Regions from separate parts of the Homo sapiens genome. Here region 2 is linked to region 1. Evidence: chromatin loops called from intact Hi-C (ENCODE). Cell type or tissue: heart left ventricle. All regions are shown on one strand.

The links. A loop is a pair of places that touch in the nucleus more often than their neighbours do. Peaks named below come from ENCODE experiments on the same cell type or tissue, not always from the same donor. Only the 100,000 strongest peaks of a DNase experiment are listed, where the experiment ranks them.
Region 2: it touches region 1 in a loop (3-fold over the local background); 64 of 110 quality-filtered maps call a loop at or near these places.

The regions. Positions count from the first base shown.
Region 1 is chr6:133,501,518-133,509,517 of GRCh38, reverse strand. EYA4 (EYA transcriptional coactivator and phosphatase 4) reads right to left here. Exons shown (of 20, transcript NM_004100.5): 14 at 3,323-3,412. TARID (TCF21 antisense RNA inducing promoter demethylation) reads left to right here. Exons shown (of 9, transcript NR_109982.1): 7 at 2,197-2,274; 8 at 3,248-3,439; 9 at 6,838-7,266. Among named protein-coding and RNA genes, the nearest start is that of EYA4-AS2, 49 kb to the right of the region's middle. RefSeq lists an enhancer at 3,168-4,367. In heart left ventricle, no CTCF peak of the experiment used is centred here; a DNase peak (open chromatin) is centred at 4,527; H3K27ac peaks cover 1,621 bases.
Region 2 is chr6:133,188,095-133,196,094 of GRCh38, reverse strand. No RefSeq gene overlaps it. Among named protein-coding and RNA genes, the nearest start is that of EYA4, 49 kb to the left of the region's middle. In heart left ventricle, no CTCF peak of the experiment used is centred here; no DNase peak of the experiment used is centred here.

The DNA.
Region 1 (8,000 bases):
ATTTAAATTTGTATCTTTTAAGGAATTATGTGAGGAACAGCTGCTACTATATATGTTGCAGTATCTACTGAAAGAATGGAGTGTCAAATTAGATGGTTCGGTTTTTTTTTTTTTTTTAAGAAAAGCACCCTGAGAGCTTAAATATTCAACATCAACAATGACAACATAATAAGCTAATGTTAGAGTTACTCTCTTGAGGAATTCTTTTTGTCAACAAGAGTAGAAATCATTTAATTCCAGTTATGGAGCCCAAGACAATTTTTGGCTGTAAGAGGTTTATTGAAATAAAAAGTTGTGTGAAAGTAAAACTGCCTTTCAAAGTCAGATGCAGAAGGATAGGGCGCTATGTATGTAACTGTACTGAATGCTTTTGAAAGCTACTGTTTTGATTCTATTGGTTTTAGTGCTTGTTTACTCAAGTCAGTAAAAATCATTTATGTTTCCTTGGGCACTTTATCTGGATGTGCAAGCATTTGTGTGGCACGCATATACAGTGAGAGTTCAATTTATCTGCAGAAACTCAATTATTTTATTGATTAAGTACAGTATTGTTGAATAGCTAAGTTCTAGGGTTTGAGTCAAATGAAATTCTTATCACATTCTAAAACACAACTAAAAAGCTATATACTCAGAGAAGAGAAAGTCAATACCAGTATTTTCTCATGAACTACTTCTACCAAAGATCCTGCCAGGTATTTTTGAAATACATATAACATAGTACCTGAACTAAAATAAATGTCTTTAAGTGCCATACATGACTACAACATGTTTTTGATATACCAATATTCATTTCAAACTTGCTAGTTAGTTACAAATTCATTATATGCTACTTTCACCTTCTCACTGCAGTGTTCTTTTAAAAGTTGGGTAGCAAATTTATTCCATCTGGCTTCTAATGTGCCACTACAAAAGCTAAAAGTTCATTTATTCCACTTATTTCCAGTAAAAAATAATTAACCAAATGAAATAAGCACTTTTACTTGGATACTACCACATAAAATTTCTTTTTTCTTTTTATACCTTTGAAAAGACTAATAATATTAAGATCCTCTTTACAATGCAACTCATCCATACTGATCAACAGAAAAACTAACCCCAAAAGTTATCGCTGTATGTAAAAAATTCAAGTTGTGGAAAGGTTAAGGTGTTTGTTATTACCAGATATATATATATAAAATCATTCTGTATTCATAAGTAGCAGGATCAATTTAAATCAGGTTTTAGAGAGGTGATTATTATTTGTTATCTAAAACTGAAAGCTTGCCTAGTAATATGAGCTTTCATACTGTCCACTGTAGAAAAAAAAGAATGCCGCTTTAAACAGACAGTAATTGTATTATTCAGTAAAAACATGACTCACCATAGAGAAAAACAACAACAACAACAGCAAAATGCTATTACACAGATTTCAGCACACACATTTATGGAATGTACTGAACCACTCATTTTTACTCTCATGTCTCAAATATAACTCAAACTGGATTTAAGACCTTGTCATTTAAAAAAAAAAACTTTCTAACTGGCGTGTTGGTGGGAGTGTAAATTAGTTCAACCATTGTGGAAGACAGTGTGGCAACTCCTCAAGCATCTAGAACTAGAAATACCATTTGACCCAGCAATTCCACTACTGGGTATATACCCAAAGGATTATTAATCATTCTACTATAAAGACACATGCACATGTATTTTTACTGCAGCAATGTTCAATAGCAAAGACTTGGAACCAACCCAAATGCCCATCAATGATAGACTGGATAAAGAAAATGTGGCACATATACACCATAGAATACTATGCAGCCATAAAAAATGATGAGTTCATGTCCTTTGCAGGGACATGTATGAAGCTGGAAATCGTCATTCTCAGCAAACTAACATAAGAACAGAAAACCAAACAATGCATGTTCTCACTCATAAGTGGGAGTTGAATAATGAGAACACATGGACACAGGGAGGGGAACACCACACACTGGGGCCTGTGATGGGGTGGAGGGCTAGGAGAGGGATAACATTAGGAGAAATACCTAATGTAGATGACGGGTTGATGGGTGCAGCAAACCACCACAGCATGTGTATATCTATGTAACAAACCTGCACGTTCTGCGCATGTACTCCAGAACTTAGAGCATTAAAAAAAAAAGTTATTTAAGTAACTCAATAACTTGGCTTTTCTTTCTCACACACTTGTAAAATTTTCAGCAAAGGATGGGTCAGAAGTATGTGCTCTGGAGCCACGCAAATCTGCTTCAAATTCCAGTTCTGCCATTTAGATAGCAGGTAACTTTAGATGTGATTTGTATGTTGTGGACCATACAGTTTCTCCCTTGCATAAATAATGTGATAAACACATTTACTTCAATACATTGTTAAGTAATTAATGGAAAGTCCAACATAAAATATCTAGAACAAGGTAGGGGTTCAGTAGTAGTAATCTCCCTCTCAATTCATAATATGACTATAGATAAAAACTTTAATTATGAAACTATGAGATAAAAAATAAATTTAAACATGCCATCTGAAAAAAAATGAAAGAGAAATCTCTATTTCAGCATAGTTATGCTTGACTGAGAAGTACTTCTGCCAAGAACCTGAACTATTTAGTTATTTCGAATTCTATTATCTGAATGTCTAATAACCTAGGTCATTAGCACACAGATGGCATACTTTATTGCAGTACACATTCAACTACTCTGAGGCTATTTTTCCTTGGGTCGTTTCATTTTGCTGTTGATTTTTATTTTCTATTCCTCTTATTTGCCATTTAGACACTGTCTTGCCATTTGAGGTTGAAAATAGAAACATAATTTTTAAAATGAGAAAATAAATGCATTTAAATGCATCAAATGTGCTTAAATAGTTCTAGCACTGTTTTATCCAGAAGGGAAAGAAACGGGGAATGATAATGTTAGCTAAAGTTAAGTTTCAGATTATCCACAAAATTAATTGATCCACGCTATCACCATGAATAGTGTCTGTGAATATCGTTTAGTGATTAACCTAGATAGGTTCCGGGTTAATAATCTGGAAGAGCTAATGCTGAAACACTAAAAGAACCAAGAGTCATGTACAGCTGTGGACAGTAAGGACAGCAAAGCCAACAATCTCCTCTTCAGAGACATTTTTGTTCTACATATGTATTATTCATGAACACAAATTAACTTTCTGCTTATATTTGTATATACAATTTTTCCTCTTGACAAGAACTTTATGCTTCTCTTGAGCTGAATTTTTATCTTTCTGTTTTCTCGAGGTTATCTACAGATACAGAAACCATCTAGGAGGTCTGGTGTTGGATACAACTATTTGTACCTTGTAAAATTCTTACCTCTAAATCATTAAAAAACAAATGAGTATCAGCAAGATTAAAAATCATTTCTTCCATGCGGAGTCCAAGGGTTACAGCCATGGGGGGATCCTGTAAAGAAAATGTACACATAATGAGGTAAAATTTCAGTAAGCGCTTATTATTAAAAATATTTTAAGCACATATTGCTGTGGTGGAAGAGGGAGAAGACTGCATGGGTTTTTACTGAAGATTCAAAAGATTTCTCAGTTTTCCAAAAAGGTGACTTTCCAGAAGGTTCAGACATACCAAATGCACAGACACACCTGGGAATTCAGACATACGTAACGATGACTCAGCATACATTTTCACATAAAGCTGTATGTTGAGGAGAGAAGGAGGAAGGAAATCAGCTAGTTCATATGACCCAGTTTACATATAATCTATGGAAAGTATTCTGGAGAAAGGTATTTGGATGGGGTGCTGAAGAATGGAGCAAACTTACTAAAAAGAAAGGATGTCTTTTTAAGAATAATGACAAATAATAAGAATTAAAAGATAGAGAAAAATAGGTCAACTGGGTATTTATAGGACTTGAGTAGAGAATGTTATCTGGAGGTGAAACAGGAAGAGCTGGCAGAGGATGGTGCGACCATCACTTAATTTTTAATTGCATTTTTATCAACAAGGTAAGAGGAATCTCCCTATCCAAACATGTGTAGAGTTTGGTCTAACCTGCATTTGACTAAGGTTGAAGAAGGGAGGGGTGAGAATAGCTAAAAGAACATTAGTTCTCTAAGTGTAATCCAGGTAAAAAATATATGCTTTGGGAAGTGATGGGGTCAGTAAAGAGTTAAAATGACTCAATTTTTGTTTACAGAAACCAAGATATTAAACAGCAGCAAGAAGTCGAAAATCAAGACCAGAGTTGTTACTTTACCATAATTAACTGCAGCTGAAGGCCTAGCATCAAGAGATATAAGACTAAAAAGAAAGGAGCATTTGGGGATAGGGATGGGAATAGGGAAGTAATTCATGCTCAAACATTGTGTTTAAAATTATCAAAGTTGGAATGATGTCTAAAGAAGAACTGCTCATAGGTGCAACTCCGAAGATAAGAGAAAGAAAAAACCTGGAAGGGACAAACCCTTAAAATTTGAGACCAGATGGGTGTTAGCAGGGAGAAGAATAAGGTTTTGAATAAAGCTGACAAGTCTAGAAGGATACTATTGGTTTTGGCTGGGAAGTTATTTTGGAAGACCTCAGAGGGTGATTTGGGTTGAGTGGCTGGGCCAGGAGCCAGACTGCAGGGATTTGAGAAGAGAGAGCCGAAATTGTGTTTTCAACGTTCTAATAGTTGGCATTTCAAGAAATGTATCTCAACTTGGGGAAATGTAATGCAAACTTTACTCAATTTATGATAAGAACCTGCAACCCAGGTCAGGCCAAGCAGTATTCATCTACACCCTGAACTGATTCCATTTGCAAGGAGAAACCACTCTTCATTCCACACCTCCACTATGATAATCCATTTTATTCCTATATTTCCTTTCATCATGTTTTGAGGGGGAAGCCCTAAAGTGTAAACATATTTGAGATGTCATCCTGTGTTCTATAGCCATGAAAACCTGGAGAATAGGAATTAAATGCTAAGAAAAAGGCATTGAGTGCTAAGGGGTCACTGGGGTATGAGAGCTAAACTAAGACGATGTGAGTGAAGATAGAGACAAGATAATAATACGCTGGATTTCAACATAATTTTCTAATTGTTTGCATCTTCTCATTTAGAGATTTATGTGGATTTCATAGGCAGAGATTCTCATTTCTCAGTAATGGATGCTGACTCTTCACATATCTGATGGCCTCCTGGTATTATGTCATCCGGTAGCTTGACTGTGCTGCCGGATTCATCCGTCTTCCAGTGACAGAACCATTTGGGACTATATACCCAAAGATCAAATCAGTTCTGTTTTAGCCAACAAATATTCATTAAAAACAAGAATAAAATTATTAATAAGTAGGCCAGGCACAGTGGCTCACGCCTGTGTTCCCAGCACTTTGGGAGGCTGAGGCAGGCAGACCATTTGAGGTCAGGAGTTCGAGACCAGCCTGGCCAACATGGTAAAACCCTGTTTCTACTAAAAATACAAAAATTAGCTGGACACAGTGGTGTGTGCTTGTAATCCCAGCTACTCAGGATGCTGAGGCACGAGAATCCCTTGAACCTTGGAGGTGGAGGTTGCAGTGAGCCAAGATCATGCCACTGTACTCCAGCTTGGGTGACAGAGTGAAACAGTATCTCAAAAGAAAAAAAATATTAATAAGTGCCAGTTTGTGTCTCAAGGGGTTTCAGAGCTCAGAAGGGCCCCTTGCTCTGTTTCCTTCAAGTATAAAATTCTTTTTTCTTCATTTTGTTGATCATGTTTTTGTTGAAATAAAATCTCTAAAGGTTGTGTAAATTAAAAAAAAAACATTTTGTCTTTTTTGGTTGAAAAATTCCTATAATTAGTCTCTGTCTTTTTGACAGGGTTGGGGGAACTAGGCATTAACTAGGCTGAGGATATTCTATGAAACTATTCTGCCTAGTCATGGAACCATGAACAAAGTCTACAGAAATATCAGGAAAAATCAAATGTAATTATAGCATGAAAACATATAATTCCATTAGTGACGCTCTGTGCTTCTGAGGAATGTTCACTGATGCAAGACAATAAAACTGAGCTCCACACTAGTCTGTTATGTTTCTGATGATTACTGCCCTAAAGATATATATTTCAGATAGGAGTTCAGAAATATCTGATTTAAAAGGTTTTCCTTCTGGAGACCAGGTTGGTTAGGCTCTTATCCTATGATTTGCCAATTTTTCTTTTTAAGTTTTAAATACCATTATTGAATTTCTTATGTTCATTCTTCACATTCTTTGCATTTACAGATCAGATTTATGGGGATGGGAGAAAACATACTGTTCCTTTTGATTGTTACTTTGATCAATTCCATGCTTCTGAAGTACGTAACTCTGTGCTACCCAAACAGTGATAGGAAAATCCATGAAGAATGCATTTTGTACATCTGATAAGCATGCAAACAAGCATAATTTTTTTTAAAAAAAGCAAAATGCAAGAATCTGCTAGCAAGCAAGCATGGCATGTGGTGTGATAAAAACTGTAGTTGAGCACTCCACTGGAATGCAACCCCACGGCACTGGGAGGGCTGGTCATTTGTTTTTCAAGCTGTGGAGATTCCACATCACACACTCTGTGAGAGCCAGGACTTAGTAAGCATTTTGGCAAAATATCATTTGTAACTGGGAAAGTTTAGGTTTGTGGTTTGCTGGAGTGTGAACTAGCTGTATTTTACTAAGCTTTCCAGAGAGCAAGGCCTATTGAAAGAGAGAGGTTTCATCAGCCATGCCAAAGTCTTGGCACAGATGGGCCAGGGCTAGTCATGCCATCAGCCAAGGAAAACCATGCCTGTAAGAGGTGGTGATCTTGTTTCTAAGAGAATGTCTGGGGCAGGCTTACTTTCAAATATCTAATTTTAATTTTGTTTTTTTCCAGCTTACTAAGTCACTGGGACAGCTAATTCTAAGTGAGCAGATTACAGCACTGCATTTTTCCAGCTAAAGGACTCACAGATCCAAGAATCCCAGAAAGATGACTGGACATTTGGTGGGTGTAGCCTTAGCAATGCTGGGCACCCTCCATCTTGCCAAACTGCTGTGAGGGAGCTGCCAGCACCTGCAATTCCACTGTTTTATCAGGCATGTGAGAATGAAACATACTTCTGGATTGAACCCAAGTTTTATACAGAGATGTTTGCTCATTTTCATTAGATGTTTGTAGAATTATGGGCACCTTATGAATCAAGAGTTGCTTTTTTTTAATTTGCATTTAAGTGTAGTGAATGTTGAGTTTAGGGTCTAAAATGAGGTGATAGCAAAATCTTGGATAGAGGAAAAAAGTGGGATAATAAAGGCACTAACAGGGTTTTGTGGAAGTTCTGATATATATTATACATATTATAACAGTTCCAAAAGGTTCAAAGTGTCTACAACAGAGTTTAATAGGAAGCAAATTGAACTACTGCCAATTTATTCTGTGTACTGCTCTATCAAAATACTGAAACTATTCCCCAGACATTTTACTGAATAGAGAGAGAGAGAGAGTGAGAGAGAGAGAGAGAGAGAGAGAGAGAAGAGGAAGATGAAGAAAATAAATAGCTCTTGGCCTTTAAATGTGTGGTTCTAAGCCAGATGTTGCCAGTGTATAACCAGGGCAGGATCCAGTACAGCAGTTCTCTAAATCAAAATACTAACGCCTATTAGCCATGTGAACACAGAGCATAAATTGGAGCCAGACTGTCTGTCTACGGGCCTCTGCCCTGCATTGGGCCATCAGCTGGAATTCCTCCTCTAGGGACACACTGTAAAAATATCTCTGGAGAGGCAGCAATTATGTATTTTTAAAGAAACTAAGGACGTTTTTTTTTGTTTTTTAAAGACATCAACCTCTTGAAACAGTTATTCTTTTGGGACCCGTAGCATATGTGTAGACATGTGCACACAAAGATAGAAGATATGCAAGTTCATCATGGAAGAAAGAAGGCAGACCAGCTCCATGAACCAAGGTGGAAAAAGTTACTGGATTTTTTAGAATACATATACTCTTTAAATCATAAGAGATAAAATGAAATTCAGTCACAAATCAGAACAGAAATTTTA
Region 2 (8,000 bases), 310 kb after region 1:
TTATTGTGTTAGCTTCTGTTTCACAATTGAAGAAAGGGGCTGAGAGGGTAAGTAGCCATAGGTTATGCTACCTGAGGGAGAAGATTAGGATTAGAATATAGGTGTGTATGACTCCAAAGTCCTATGTTGATCCATTTCTTGCAGATCTCTCTCCCAAACTTTTAAAAATATTCCTTCCAGAGGAACAAATATAAAATGAAAGATTCAGACGCAATATTGTTCTTACAGTGTTTACTATTAGTTAAGAGATGGACACATAGAGGAGAACAACACACACTGGGGCCTTTTGGAGGGTGATGGGTGGGAGGAGGGAGAGGATCAGGAAAAATAACTAATGGGTAGTAAGCTTAATACCTGGATGATAAAATAATCTGTACAACAGATCTTTATGACACAAATTAACCTGTGCAACGAACCTGCACTTGTAACCCTGAACTTAAAATAAAAGTTAAATAAAAAGAAAAAATAATAATGGCAGATCTTCACACAAAACAGCAAATTTATTTAGCTTCAGTCATGGTACTCTTTACAGTACTTTCTTCTTTTAAGTTTAATTTAATTTTGGATTCATGGGGTGTATGTCTTGGTTTATTACATGGATATACTGCATGATATTGAGGTTTGGGCTTCTAATGAACCCATCACCCAAATAATGAACAAAGTACCCAATAGGTAGCTTTTCAAACTTTGCCCCCCTCCCACCTTCCACTTTTTCAGAGTTACCAGTGTCTATTATTTCCGTCTTTATGAACATATGTATCCATTGTTTAGCCTCAGCTTATAAGTAAGAACATGTAGTATTTTATTTTCTGTTTCTCTTTACAGTACTTTCTAATTAATGTTTACAAATACCACATTGTAGCCATTTTGCAGGCTTTTGTAGAGTAACTGAGATTAAATTTACCTTTCTGCCTAAAATAACTGGAAAACTAGACGAAATCTCTAAAACCATGATTTTCAAGAGGTAGACAAGAGATACCACAAGTCAGTGATTCCTAGGAGAAGCAAAACAAATGAAGTGACTCCAATTATCTGCCTAAGAGAGGTTTTAGGCCATAGTACAGGGAGAATGAACCCAAAGAGAGCCTAGTGATCTTGTTGAGATGAGACAGAGTTGGTAGTCTGAGGAGGTTAAGGCAGCTAGGATTCAAGTGGCAGACTCAGAGCAAAGGGATCTGGACAGAAAGAGAGCTCCAGAAATCTACAGAGGAGCTTCCTTAAATCTTTGGCTGAGTACCATATATACATTAGAGGAAAATGCCAGAATCCAGAGAAAGAACCACTGGAAAGAAATATCTGGATAAATGACTCCAAAGCTCACACAAGGGAGGGAATGGGTTGTGTTTTCAGCAAGAATTCAGAGACCTAGTTCATGAGACAGAATCCTCCAAAGGTATTGCATCAGTAGTGAAGATAAAGTATCTCTAATTAAAAGCTATTCTGGACCCAACGTAGTAAAGCCTAAAAGCAAATCTTAAAACTGATTCCTAAAATTCATCTGTATGCCAGAACAGAGATTAAATCATTTTTTAAAATACAAAAAAAATCCGGCACTCAAAAACAAAATTTACAATCTTTGGCATCCAATCAAAACTTATCAAACAAGCAAAGTAGCAGGATAATAAAAGCCATAATGAGGAGAAAGATCAGTCAATAGAAACAGACCCAGCAATGAAAAGATGACAGAATTAGTACATAAGAATATTAAAACAGGTATTATAAAATTAAAGAAACAGGCTATCAGCAAACAACGGACAATGTTAGCTGGAATAACATATGTCTAATTGGACTCCAACCACAATAATGCAGAACTAAATTACTGAATGAATCACTAATTATGCTCACTAGAGTTTCACTACAAAGTACAATGAATATGCAAACATTTACCATAAGTCAAATACCATAATAATAATTTCTAGAATAAATGAAGAATGAAATACTTATTGTCCCTGCTCTAAAGGATTGCACATTTTGTTCAGAGTCAGAAGACAAGTAGAAGACTTGCTGATTTGTCTGGTACATGACAGATGATTTAAAGCACCATAAAGAAAAAAAAAAAGAAAATATAAGAGCCAGTCTCAGATAAATGCTTTGTAGAAGAGGGAACACTTCAGCTGGGTTTTTGAGAATGAGTCAAAGAAATCTGAGCAATAATTACATGGCAAGAAAATATGTTCTATATGTAAGAAAAAATTAAGAATCAAGGCAAGGATGCAAGAGAATAAAGAGTGTGTTCTCAGAGTAGTAAGTGCTGTAGTGCTTCTCATCAGCCGGAGAAGGAAGCATAACATTCTTGAATGTCAAGAAGAAAGCTAGGGTAGGTATAGTCCTCTTACCTCCCTATTAATTTCCCACATTCCTTACCAATTCGCAACCTGGTATGTTATCTTAGAAAATCCAAGGAAAAAAATTTAAAAATGCAGTAAAAATGTTGTGCTGGTGGGTGTATTGGTTTGCTAGGACTGCTGGTAAGAAGTATCCACAAACTGGGTGACTTAAACAATGGAAATTTATTGCCTCACAGTTATGGAGTCTAGAAGTCCAACATCTAAGTTTTTACAGGGTTAGTTCCTTCTGGAGGCTCTGAGGGAGAATCTGTTCCCTGCTTCTCTCCTAGCTCCTTGTGGTTTGCTGGCAATCTTTGGCATTTCTTGGCTTGTAGATGCCTCACCCTAATCTTTGCCTTCATCTTCATATGGCATTCTCCCTGTGAGTGTGTCTCTGTTCAAATTTCTCCCTTTTATAGGGACAGCAGTCATATTGGATTACAGACCCACTCAGCTCCAGTAGAACTCATCCTGACTTGACTAATTATATCTACAATAACCTTATTTTCAAACACATTCTGAGGTACCGGGGTTTAGGATTTCAACACAAATTTTGGAGGGAACACAATTCAAACCACAGCACTGGAGAAATGCTGAGGTCTTTTAATAGGGGAGAGTCTTGATCAGGGTGGCCCTTCAGGAGAATAATGGCAACAGTGCATGAATTGGGCTCTGAAAGTCTCTAGTCACATCTTCCCTGCTTTGTTCAATATCCAAACACACACATACTTCGTTACCAAGCGATTTCCTGCATCCACCATGCCTTCCTTCCTTTCCGCCTTTCCTATGCTGTTCCCAATCCTGGGATTTCCTACCCCACTTACAGCTAATTCCTCCTCTTCCTTCAATGCTTATCTTTGAAAGTGTCCTAATCACATTCATAATACATAGGATTATGGCTCCAATTTTTTAGAAGCCTTTCCTAAACATCTCTCCATCTGAAAGGTGGAGTTCACACTCCCTCTGTCATGTAAAAAACTTAACCTGCATGTATTAGAGTATGTATTATATTTTCCTATAATTTGTGTACATATTTTTATTTCATGAAACCATTATACACCTCAGGTTAGATACGGTATCTCATTCATCTCATCTCTTCCAACTAGCTTGGTGAGTCATACCTATTAAATAAAGAGAGTGGAGATACCGAGGCAGCTAATTTTCTGTATATACTAAGACTTACTCTTTGAAAAACTGGTGTGGATTATAAAACATAACCTCTACATAGTGCTTAACATATGCCTAGCACTGTTCTAAGCGCTTAATATGTATTTCTCATTTAATCTTCACAAACACTCTGTGAGCTGGGTACTACTGTTACTCCATTATGTAGACCATGAATCTGAGGCACACAGAGGTTATGTAACTTGCTTGGGATTACATAGCCTGAGTGAGTGGCAGATGTTACAATCTGGCCCTCACCCATGCTGCCAAATTGCCTTTCAAAGACATTTGCTCTCTCAGTCAGGGACCTTTACTTTGGAACTATTTTCAGCTCTGCCACTAATGAGCTGTGTGATTTTGAGCACATTATTTAGCTTTTCTGTATTTCTATCTCTTCAGTTCTGAAATGGGCATAGTAATAGCACCATCTTCACAGAATTAATCCATGTAAAGCAGATAGAACATTGTCCAGCACTAAGGCCACCACCACACACACACACACACACACACACACACACACACACTCAGAATAACTGAGAATTTATTGAACACTGTGTAGCTAATTGAAGCCATACTGCCTCCTGCTGATGATTAATAGTGTCTGGCTTCTGAAGAAGGATGGTATTGGCAGGGTTTTTTTTTTTTTTTTTTTTTTTGCCTTTTTATGAAGGATGGGACAGAGCTGTCACTTTATATGAAAACAAGAAAGAGGAGGTCAGAGGTGTTTTTGATAGCAACACAAAGGACCTTTATATGGCTTTAAAAAGGATTGCAGTGTTAGAAGTCGAAGACCTTGGGCTTCCATTGGTTTACAGCAGTCATCTTGACCTCTCTTCTCTCCTTATAAAGGGGGCAATGGAAAGGCAGCAGGGAAGAAGGAAGAAAAATTTAGAAAATATTTTAGAAAATAGGACCTTGAAAGGAAATTAAAAATCTGAATTCTGCACAATAAGAAAATCCTGTTCACTGAGCCTGTTGAACAGTTATCAACAATTCTTGAGAAAATTCTAGCAGTTTCTATGTGGAGCCAGTTGCTTTCTAATTGCTACAGCAGGCTACCACTGGGAAGAACAAAGGAAATATTTAGCACATCATAAATTCTTCTGCTGCCCCGTAGAGTGGCTGGAGTTCAGATTACACATTTATAACTAGCATTTGAGAGCAATTTCTCCTTCACTTTGAGAAAGTTTTTGGGAGGCACTGTTCCTCCTACGATTCTGGAGGAATACAGACCCAGTGTTTAAATTTAACAATCCAGTTCATTTGTGTTGGGATATGGTGAAGCTTGGAAAGATGTAACAGTGAAATACATTTTCCCTTCCCGAATTTGCTTTTTAATGGAAGTCGATTTCTCAGTGACTGGGAAAGTGTACCTCAGATACTGGTGAGTTGTTTTGACAGCTCTCCGACCTGGGTGGTGGTCTTCTCTGAGGACCAAGACTGAGACAGAAGAATAGGCAGGACCTAAAAATAGACTCAGTTCACACAGTGAAGACAGCAAGTGGGAGAGAGGCAGTAAACATGTTTCATGTGGAGTGAAGAAGCTGTACTACAGAGCTAAGGAAGAAACCACCACAATCCAGTAATGACAACAAGAAGCCACTTGAAGCTAAGGAGTCAGAGGTCAACTGAGATGGACCTTGCAATTGCATGTATTTTACAGCTGAGGTACATGAGGGTCTGCAGTGTCTGACTTGTCTTTGCCTTTGGAGAAGATAGTTCAATTCTCTACAGATTTTGATGGGCAAGTTTTCTTAGCAAATAGAAAGACCTTGTCAAATAATTGGATGGTTTATTATTTATGAGTTGTCTCCACATTTAGGTCCTTATGACTGGCCATAGCCATAGGAGTATGTTGTAATTCTTCACCCAGATGATTGATAGAATATAGGAAGCCATTCTCCCCCATGACAGTAAGTTGATGTTTCACTCCAATACGTGGTAGAAAAGGCTGAGATTCATGTCTTTCCAATGAACGAAAAATGTATGCTATTTGTACTTGTGCAGCTATATTTCCTATTCTCCCCGCCCATGGAAAAGAATTGATAATCTTCTCACTAATTTGCCTTAACTTTTACTTGTGTATTAGCTATATTGGGGAAAATTTTCCAAATAAAATTGAAAAACCAAAGAAATAAAAACTAGATAGATTTTCTATTTATATGAGACTTACTCCAAGATACAATTTCTATAGATTTGAACCACAGAGCAGATTTTGTCTTTTTCAGGATGAACCTAAGCCATAACCTCACTATCTTTTCTACCCAAATTTATAATTGAAGCTTCATTTTGGTTTTATAGTGAAACATTACTGAAAGTTGGATAAATTTAACTTACGGTTTTGCTGTATAAGTAGATAAGCTGACTAAATTGAATAAGGCAGCTATTTAGTTGTCACATTTGTTCATTTAATGTTTACAGTTTAACTTCCAATATCTGCTATAATTTTGTCCACCTATCTGTTGCTTGACATGGCTGAATTTCTTGAATTTCTCGAATTTCTCAATTATATTTTCCATACAGCCCATACCTCAGTAGGAAAGAAATAATCTCTTTGTTTACACAGCGTATTCTCTGAACATAATCTAGTTAGGTAGTAAAGTTTGTTTGTTTGTTTGTTTGTTTTGGAATCTAGCATGATAACAAGTGTTAAAGGCAAATTAAAAATGATTCTATACTTTTACAATATCTGATTTTCCTGCACCATCATTCAGATGCACATATGAACTGCAAGAATTTATATCATGTGCACACCATTGCTTGAAAGCAAAAAGACTAGCCATATGTTTGTAAAAATATATACATATCTTAATAAATTTTCAATATTCAAAAAAATGAACAGAAAATTAGTGAAATGTATGGAGTGAGGAATAAAATAAGAATATTCGCTAACAGCTTGTCAAGAAATATGATGTTTGTGAATCTACACTGTCAGTTGATTTTCACAACAAATATATTATCTCTATGCAGCCAAAAGATTTCTAAACTCAGCCAGTGACTCGCTTACTTGAAGCAACACTTGACACAAACAAAATCCAATACAACCACTCTTTTGGATTTCATTTTGATAAAATTTATTTCCTATTCATAGGCATTGATAATATTGGTCTAGAATAACCAGATGCCTATGGAAATTTTGTTGAATAAGTAATTAATTACTATTTAAACTACACACTCTTACTGACATTTTAGTAACTCCAAGAAATTCAAGTATTTAAAAAACGAGCACAATATAAGAACAACCTCCAATAAATGTAATTCTAAGAGGGAATCTTTTATTGTTGTGAAGCTTATAAAATTGAAGGTCTCATGTTTTAAGAAGATAAAAAAGGAATTCTTTCTCTGCTGTGGAATAAATGGACTATCTCACCCATGAATAATGATTAACGTCCTTTCAGTTGGAGAAAAGCCTCCTAGGAGTTCACACCTGCAGCATTTGTGAATTACAGGCCCCCTTCCCTTGAAAGAAACTTAATAATCACTATTCACAGGTGAAGTGTGCTTCAGTTGGATATAAAAAGTTGAGATAAAACCCGTCTGCTTTGTTTCCAGTGCTGTTATTTTCCCAGCATTCCATCCCAATCTGTCACTGCAAAAATACTTGAGCAGCTTTAAAGTTATCCAAAGGTGATGTTGTAAATACCTTTTCTTTTCAGCTTAGTTCTGTGTTTATCAGAAATTCAAAGGTGGTTTTAAAGGTCAGAAAAATAAGCTGCCTAAAAACTTGGATTGAAACCCAAGTAATAAGGTCGGCATTTTTACAATCGTACTCTTCTTGTTGCCATCTAGGTCTAAACTGCCCTTCAGTTTCTTCATTTTGAACCGAAACCTACCAAGTCTGGCCATATAAGTATACATTTAAATAAGAATATAACTATAAAGTATAAGTTTGCATATAAGTTTGAGTGTAAAATTAAACGTACGCAAATGTAAATAAGAATATAAATGTATTTTTCCAATTTGACAGAAAGGGTTTTCATTATTCTTGTTTCCGTTTTAATCTAAGGAAGATGGTTATGTCATCTTCTCTCTACTTAGAGGTCATGGATAGCCCCACATGTCATCTACAGTTTGTTCACATATTTTCTTGGCTCACAGGATGTTTTTAGAAATGTCAAGCTATAATTTAAGATCTAGAAAATTTTACATTAAAAAAATCTAAATTTTGCAATTACTTAAAAAGTCTTCAGCTCTGGCAACAAACACTCCACTTGTATCCCCTCATGCTAAAAAGCTGACTGAAGCTGAGCATTGGCTGCTTTCTGTAGATCCAGCTTCTATCCTTTTTTTCAAAGCTACATGACTCATTTACTGCTTCCTCCCTGAACCCTGAGTGTGTGATCCTAGAAAAACCAAGTTATCATTCTTTCATCAGCCCTCATCTTTTCATATGGTTACTATTCACTAGCCAAACCGACCATAACTGTGTTTGAGTCTGCGCTTATGAATAGTTAGGTTTTAGTAGTGGAAATTGTGGTTTAGATATGCATTCTTTCATTTCTTGACTTT